3 separate regions of the Homo sapiens genome follow, and all the other regions are linked to region 3. The links are chromatin contacts, found by Hi-C in ENCODE. All regions are on one chromosome and are shown on one strand. Each heading gives the region's core, a stretch centred on a gene start or an enhancer-like site at or near the end of the contact. The rest is flanking DNA. Distances are from core to core; before and after follow the strand shown. Region 1 holds the start of CAAP1 (caspase activity and apoptosis inhibitor 1). Region 2 holds the start of C9orf72 (C9orf72-SMCR8 complex subunit). Region 3 holds the start of TUSC1 (tumor suppressor candidate 1).

The links. A loop is a pair of places that touch in the nucleus more often than their neighbours do. Pooled maps may share reads with other maps.
Region 1: a loop to region 3 is called in a map of transverse colon, with 21 times the contacts of the local background. The contact joins the promoter of CAAP1 here to the promoter of TUSC1 in region 3. A Hi-C loop is called at or near these places in 2 of 168 maps with a recorded cell type or tissue (gastrocnemius medialis and transverse colon) and 6 of 50 pooled maps.
Region 2: a map of sigmoid colon shows a loop between it and region 3 (7-fold over the local background). The contact joins the promoter of C9orf72 here to the promoter of TUSC1 in region 3. A Hi-C loop is called at or near these places in 1 of 168 maps with a recorded cell type or tissue (sigmoid colon) and 9 of 50 pooled maps.

The regions. Positions count from the first base shown.
Region 1 is chr9:26,891,419-26,894,118 of GRCh38, reverse strand. It overlaps CAAP1 (caspase activity and apoptosis inhibitor 1), which reads left to right and starts at 1,317. Exons shown (of 6, transcript NM_024828.4): 1 at 1,317-1,706. The coding sequence starts at 1,404. RefSeq lists enhancers at 1,088-1,157, 759-1,338, 1,288-1,507, 1,588-1,767, 1,339-1,918.
Region 2 is chr9:27,572,205-27,574,958 of GRCh38, reverse strand. It overlaps C9orf72 (C9orf72-SMCR8 complex subunit), which reads left to right and starts at 1,478. Exons shown (of 11, transcript NM_018325.5): 1 at 1,478-1,528. RefSeq lists enhancers at 869-1,396, 1,995-2,084 and a silencer at 1,405-1,484.
Region 3 is chr9:25,677,162-25,679,880 of GRCh38, reverse strand. TUSC1 (tumor suppressor candidate 1) reads left to right here and starts at 1,437. Exons shown (of 1, transcript NM_001004125.3): 1 at 1,437-2,719. The coding sequence starts at 1,569. The coding sequence ends at 2,198.

The DNA of each region.
Region 1 (2,700 bases), core at 68-2,567, 1.2 Mb before region 3:
CTCACGCCTGTAATCCCAGCACTTTGGGAGGCTGAGGCGGGTGGATCACCTGAGGTCGGGAGTTCGAGACCAGCCTGACCAACATGGAGAAACCCCTTGTCTACTAAAAATACAAAATTAGCCCTGCATGGTGGCGCATGCCTGTAGTCCCAGCTACTCAGGAGGCTGAGGCAGGAGAAATGCTTGAACCCGGGAGGCGGAGGTTGCAGTGAGCCGAGATTGTGCCATTGCACTCCAGCCTGGGCAACGAGAGTGAAACTCCGTCTCAAAAAAAAAAAAAAGAAAAAAGAAAAAATCTAGCAATTTAGTTTTATTAAAATTATGATGGTTTCAGGGACACAATTCATAACAGGTTTATAAATGTAACATGTTATTAATTTTATGTGTTTTTCCTATCTGTGAACACAACACTCTCAATCCTTTCAGGTATGACTCCAATGAGTGTGATACTTAACGGAACTCCTGGGAACACAGTGGGCTCAGCCCCAGGATTTACCTTACAAGGCCAATTTAAGAGTGGGGCCTGGGGGAAGACAGTTTTCCTAGGGCTGGAAGTGTCCCTATTTATTAACCCTAGGCTGGTTTTAGGCATTTAAGTAGTTGTTGAATGACTGAGACAAATAGGAGACAAAGAGAAGGGAAGCTTCTTTAATTGCTTCTTACCCCAGGGAAAGGCACAGAATTACTACCACCCAGCTAGCTTTGCCCCAGGCTCTACCTTTTTCCCTCAGTGGCTAAAGGCCCCTGCTGAAACGACAAAGACCTTGGTTCACGTTTTAAGTGTTCTAGCTCCCTTGTCTTAAAATCTGCCTTCTATTTAGATTACATCCACCCATAAAATCTCATAAAGCTTTGACCCATTCTCAATTTTCAAAAACGAACTCAAGCTCTACTTGTCCATGTCAGACTCTACGCAAGAAATACCTAATTTGCCCAGGTGATGAGGAAAATGAGATGGAACAACTTTTCCCTATTCTCTTTATTGTCATAGCGTTGTTAATATCTTAAGATTTGGAGGTAAACGGAAATGGAGAATCAGCAACTATACTTCAACCTTATTGTAAACAGACAAAACACTAACAATAAAAAGTTTTGAAGTTAAAAGGACGTAAGTTCCACCTTCTATCCTTTGTAGAGATATAAAAACAAAACAAAACAAACTCTGACTAGACAGGCTACCCGCTACACACTCAAATCGACCTCCGCGACCGGAGGGGGAAGCGCAACTGGTTATGGCAACCCCCCTGCCACCCCGGCCCATAACGCTTCACCACGTTCTGTGCCACGGCCGGAAGTGACGCATAACCTGCGACGCCAGTGCCTGCCGCCCACGGCCGCAGGAGTCGGGCTTCGGTCGCACCAGAGACAGCGGACTTTCCTCCGATGGTTGCAGCAGAGGGATCATGACGGGGAAAAAGTCCTCCCGGGAGAAACGGCGCAAACGTAGCAGTCAGGAGGCGGCCGCAGCGCTCGCGGCCCCGGACATCGTACCCGCGTTGGCCAGCGGCAGCAGTGGAAGCACTAGCGGCTGCGGGAGCGCCGGGGGCTGCGGGAGCGTCAGCTGCTGTGGGAACGCCAATTTTAGTGGAAGTGTCACCGGCGGTGGGAGCGGCGGCAGCTGTTGGGGCGGGAGCAGCGTGGAGCGCAGCGAGCGCCGGAAGCGGAGGAGTACCGACTCTTCCAGCGTCTCGGGCTCCTTGCAGCAGGTGCGTGCGCGCCCCTCTGGCCGCTTCCTGGAGCTGCTGCTTTTTCGGAAGAAGTCGGGCTTCCAGAGGGATGGGGCGCAGGCTGGAGCTCACTGCTAGCGCGGCAATCTCAAGGTCGTCCGTCCTTGAGGTTCATGTTCCTACCTAAGTCCTGGTGAGCCCCACACTCCCATCCGTGTCTTGAATCTTGAACTTCAAGTTTCTGGATTTCCTGATCACTTTTTTTTTAATTTATTTTTTAAACTCTTGGCTCCTTCCACTCCTATGGTTTCACTCTGCCGGAAGAATACGAGTTGGAAGCTAGCCTTCATTTCCCTTGCGAGCCAAACACTTCTCCCTTCGTCTTCACCTTTTCGTAGATATGGTTAACTCCGCATTAGAGATAAGAAAATTGAGGCCCAAAGAAGTTAAACTTTACCCACGGTCACAGAGTTTGTTAATAGCTCCTAGGTTTGAATCCAAATATCTGACTACAAAAGCCATGTTCTTTATACGCCACCAGTCTGCCAAGAGAACGCCGTTTTAAAAAAGTTCATAATTTGTTTGAAAACAAATGAATGAATAGGTACTTTAAATTCATTCAATGAGGAAATAAAGGGAAAGCGTCAAGTCCCTTTTCTTGCCCCTCCATTAGTATTTTGATACGCGGCCTCTTTTAATCACTCCTCGTGAGATACGTGTTTTTAAGTTCCTACACTTAAGCTGTATTGTGTTATTCCCGCTGTTGAATACCTGCATTGTTGTGATAGGCTTCTTTATATACGTGGTTTGTTATTTTTACTGACTGCCTGGTATTGTATTATATTTTTCTGATATTTGGGTGTGCAGGTTTTTTTGTATTGTTGTGACTACAATACAAACACCTTTATGTATATATCTCCTACAAGAGTTATGTTGGGAGAGAGTGTGAGAACTGAAATTCCTGGGTCAAAGTTTATGCTATTAAAAACTTATGAATGCCACCAAATGCTTTCCAAATGAGACTTTACAGATT
Region 2 (2,754 bases), core at 229-2,728, 1.9 Mb before region 3:
AGTGCTCTTTGAGAAAATTCATTGGCACTATTAAGGATCTGAGGAGCTGGTGAGTTTCAACTGGTGAGTGATGGTGGTAGATAAAATTAGAGCTGCAGCAGGTCATTTTAGCAACTATTAGATAAAACTGGTCTCAGGTCACAACGGGCAGTTGCAGCAGCTGGACTTGGAGAGAATTACACTGTGGGAGCAGTGTCATTTGTCCTAAGTGCTTTTCTACCCCCTACCCCCACTATTTTAGTTGGGTATAAAAAGAATGACCCAATTTGTATGATCAACTTTCACAAAGCATAGAACAGTAGGAAAAGGGTCTGTTTCTGCAGAAGGTGTAGACGTTGAGAGCCATTTTGTGTATTTATTCCTCCCTTTCTTCCTCGGTGAATGATTAAAACGTTCTGTGTGATTTTTAGTGATGAAAAAGATTAAATGCTACTCACTGTAGTAAGTGCCATCTCACACTTGCAGATCAAAAGGCACACAGTTTAAAAAACCTTTGTTTTTTTACACATCTGAGTGGTGTAAATGCTACTCATCTGTAGTAAGTGGAATCTATACACCTGCAGACCAAAAGACGCAAGGTTTCAAAAATCTTTGTGTTTTTTACACATCAAACAGAATGGTACGTTTTTCAAAAGTTAAAAAAAAACAACTCATCCACATATTGCAACTAGCAAAAATGACATTCCCCAGTGTGAAAATCATGCTTGAGAGAATTCTTACATGTAAAGGCAAAATTGCGATGACTTTGCAGGGGACCGTGGGATTCCCGCCCGCAGTGCCGGAGCTGTCCCCTACCAGGGTTTGCAGTGGAGTTTTGAATGCACTTAACAGTGTCTTACGGTAAAAACAAAATTTCATCCACCAATTATGTGTTGAGCGCCCACTGCCTACCAAGCACAAACAAAACCATTCAAAACCACGAAATCGTCTTCACTTTCTCCAGATCCAGCAGCCTCCCCTATTAAGGTTCGCACACGCTATTGCGCCAACGCTCCTCCAGAGCGGGTCTTAAGATAAAAGAACAGGACAAGTTGCCCCGCCCCATTTCGCTAGCCTCGTGAGAAAACGTCATCGCACATAGAAAACAGACAGACGTAACCTACGGTGTCCCGCTAGGAAAGAGAGGTGCGTCAAACAGCGACAAGTTCCGCCCACGTAAAAGATGACGCTTGGTGTGTCAGCCGTCCCTGCTGCCCGGTTGCTTCTCTTTTGGGGGCGGGGTCTAGCAAGAGCAGGTGTGGGTTTAGGAGGTGTGTGTTTTTGTTTTTCCCACCCTCTCTCCCCACTACTTGCTCTCACAGTACTCGCTGAGGGTGAACAAGAAAAGACCTGATAAAGATTAACCAGAAGAAAACAAGGAGGGAAACAACCGCAGCCTGTAGCAAGCTCTGGAACTCAGGAGTCGCGCGCTAGGGGCCGGGGCCGGGGCCGGGGCGTGGTCGGGGCGGGCCCGGGGGCGGGCCCGGGGCGGGGCTGCGGTTGCGGTGCCTGCGCCCGCGGCGGCGGAGGCGCAGGCGGTGGCGAGTGGGTGAGTGAGGAGGCGGCATCCTGGCGGGTGGCTGTTTGGGGTTCGGCTGCCGGGAAGAGGCGCGGGTAGAAGCGGGGGCTCTCCTCAGAGCTCGACGCATTTTTACTTTCCCTCTCATTTCTCTGACCGAAGCTGGGTGTCGGGCTTTCGCCTCTAGCGACTGGTGGAATTGCCTGCATCCGGGCCCCGGGCTTCCCGGCGGCGGCGGCGGCGGCGGCGGCGCAGGGACAAGGGATGGGGATCTGGCCTCTTCCTTGCTTTCCCGCCCTCAGTACCCGAGCTGTCTCCTTCCCGGGGACCCGCTGGGAGCGCTGCCGCTGCGGGCTCGAGAAAAGGGAGCCTCGGGTACTGAGAGGCCTCGCCTGGGGGAAGGCCGGAGGGTGGGCGGCGCGCGGCTTCTGCGGACCAAGTCGGGGTTCGCTAGGAACCCGAGACGGTCCCTGCCGGCGAGGAGATCATGCGGGATGAGATGGGGGTGTGGAGACGCCTGCACAATTTCAGCCCAAGCTTCTAGAGAGTGGTGATGACTTGCATATGAGGGCAGCAATGCAAGTCGGTGTGCTCCCCATTCTGTGGGACATGACCTGGTTGCTTCACAGCTCCGAGATGACACAGACTTGCTTAAAGGAAGTGACTATTGTGACTTGGGCATCACTTGACTGATGGTAATCAGTTGTCTAAAGAAGTGCACAGATTACATGTCCGTGTGCTCATTGGGTCTATCTGGCCGCGTTGAACACCACCAGGCTTTGTATTCAGAAACAGGAGGGAGGTCCTGCACTTTCCCAGGAGGGGTGGCCCTTTCAGATGCAATCGAGATTGTTAGGCTCTGGGAGAGTAGTTGCCTGGTTGTGGCAGTTGGTAAATTTCTATTCAAACAGTTGCCATGCACCAGTTGTTCACAACAAGGGTACGTAATCTGTCTGGCATTACTTCTACTTTTGTACAAAGGATCAAAAAAAAAAAAGATACTGTTAAGATATGATTTTTCTCAGACTTTGGGAAACTTTTAACATAATCTGTGAATATCACAGAAACAAGACTATCATATAGGGGATATTAATAACCTGGAGTCAGAATACTTGAAATACGGTGTCATTTGACACGGGCATTGTTGTCACCACCTCTGCCAAGGCCTGCCACTTTAGGAAAACCCTGAATCAGTTGGAAACTGCTACATGCTGATAGTACATCTGAAACAAGAACGAGAGTAATTACCACATTCC
Region 3 (2,719 bases), core at 188-2,687:
TTGCACTCCAGCCTAGGCAACAAGAGCGAAACTCCCATCTCAAGAATGATATGCTCCTTTTTTTTTTTTTTTTTTTTTTTGAAAAGGAGCCTTGCTCTGTCGCCCAGGCTGGAGTGCAATGACGCAATCTCAGCTCACTGCAAACTCTGCCTCCCGGGTTCAAGTGATTCTCCTGCCTCAGCCTCCCGAGTAGCTGAGACTACAGGCCCGTGCCACCACGCCCGGCTAATTTTTGTATTTTTAGTAGAGACGGGGTTTCATTGTGTTAGCCAGGATGGTCTTGATCTCCTGACCTTGTGATCCTCCCGCCTCGGCCTCCCAAAGTGCTAGGATTACAGGCGTGAGCCACCACGCCCGGCCTGGAATGTGGTCCTTCTTAAAACTAAATTTATATTTTTTGAAATTCCAAAATTATATCTTTCATGTGATAAAATGAGATAATTGAGAACACATTTGGTGTTGTGGTCTCTTAAGATCTTGCCTAACAAAATAAAAGTACAAAAAAATTGAGCAAATATTTTCCCCTTATTTGTACTTGTCAATGAAGACCCCATGTATGTACTTATATGTTTTTCTTGTTCGTTACTTGCTCCAGTGGTTTGGAAATTTTGGTTATCCTGAGAATTCTCTGGGACCCTGTTAGACATGTAGATTCTTGCTAGGGCATACTTGCTTAAGAGATTCTGGCGTCAGTACCTAATCCTTAAATTACTTTGCAATCATCCAGTTACTATGTAGGTTGAGACCCTACAAGAAGGAATGATTCATTCAATGAGATGTACATCCTTGATCCCAGAAACTTTGGAACTAAGTATTCAGTTTCTTCAATAAACAGAGCACTTCTTGTTTCATAGCTTTTGGGGGTTGGCCTGAACAAATCAACTAAGTATGACCTAGTTTCTATAGCGTTCTGAACAATTTACAGAGTGAATTCCTGGCTGTTCACAAATTGGGAATTGACTGCATTCTTTGGAGAGCCAGGTGTTTCCACCGGGAAACCCCATGACAGGTACTCAGCCCAATTCTGTTTAATGTTTTATTAAACATAGGGGTGGGTTAAACCACTGGGTTTTAAATGAAGCACTTAGAGCTTTTCAACTTGCCCCATAGCTTTGTCTCAGAACCGATCATTCTATTATCATTAGTTTTGAGAATGCCGTGTAAAGAGCAAAGTAACCACTGGTGGTTGCACTCCGGAGCGGGCGAGGACGGCTAGTTCCTGCAGTGCCCAGGCCTGCACGGAAGCGCCCTGGCACAACTCAGCTGAGGATACACGCTTTTTCCCGCGCAGCCGGAGGGCTGAACAGCAAAGCACTCCCCGGGGGAACTGTGTGTCAGCGCAGCCTGGAGAGAGCAGGCCCAGGGGGCAGCTCCACCACAGGAGACAGGACACGCCTCAGTCTGGGCAAATTCCCGGCCTCCTTTGGCTCTAAGCCAGCAGCCGCCGCCCGCGACCTCCTCTCCTCCTCCGTCGTCACCCCGGCCGCCCTGCCAGCCCCGAACTTGCCCGCGCCTGGCCGCGCGGCCCCTCAGCCCACGGGGCTGGCGGCGCGGTTGGGATGGGACCGATGTGGCGCATGCGTGGTGGCGCCACTAGGCGCGGGAGTTGCTGCGGCGGGGACGGTGCTGCGGACGGCCGAGGGCCAGGCCGCTCCGGCCGGGCTCGTGGTGGGGGCAGCCCCAGCGGCGGCGGCGGCGGCGTGGGCTGGCGAGGCCGCGCGGACGGCGCCCGACAGCAGCTGGAGGAGCGGTTTGCCGACCTGGCGGCGAGCCACTTGGAGGCCATCCGTGCGCGGGACGAGTGGGACCGGCAGAACGCGCGGCTGCGTCAGGAGAACGCCCGGCTGCGGCTCGAGAACCGGCGGCTGAAGCGCGAGAACCGCAGCCTCTTCCGTCAGGCTTTGCGGCTCCCCGGCGAAGGCGGCAACGGGACGCCCGCGGAGGCACGCCGGGTCCCTGAAGAGGCCAGCACGAACCGGAGGGCTAGAGACAGCGGCCGAGAGGACGAGCCGGGCAGCCCCAGGGCCCTGAGGGCCCGACTTGAGAAGCTGGAAGCCATGTACCGCCGGGCCCTGCTGCAGCTGCACCTCGAGCAGCGGGGACCACGTCCGAGCGGGGACAAGGAGGAGCAGCCTCTACAGGAACCCGACTCCGGCCTCCGCTCCCGGGACTCGGAGCCCTCTGGGCCCTGGCTGTAGCCGAGGCCGCAGCCGGTGAGAGGCGGAGCCTCGAGCGGGCCCCTCCTCCTCCGTTCCCAGCTACCCCCGACCTCGCGCACGCCCTGGCCCGCTCCCTGCCCGCGGATACCTTGGACTACGGTGCCTTCCCGCCCCCACCAGTGGACACTTCCGGGTGGCGCTTGGCCATCCGCTTGGTGGAGGTCGAGTGGGTGCAAGGGCCCTCAGGACCTCCCACATGTACAGTTCCCCTGCCTCTTGCCCCGGCTAGTTTCCCTGGAGAGAGGCCTAGCCAACAACGAAGGGACGGATTTTAAAACAGCGAGAACTGGGTGCCAAGAAACACTTCATATTCCCTGAACTTTTCTGGATGTTGTGCGAACCTGTTGTATTTTTTTTTTTCCTGTATTTTGGTTCTGAGGGATGAGTAATGTGTTTTTAGTTGGTTGAGTTTATCCATTCTTCAATCCCCTAAAGCCTTCAGCTATTCTTTCATATGTGGCCAACATTTTAAGTACAGTGTTTGCTTTTATAAGTCGGTG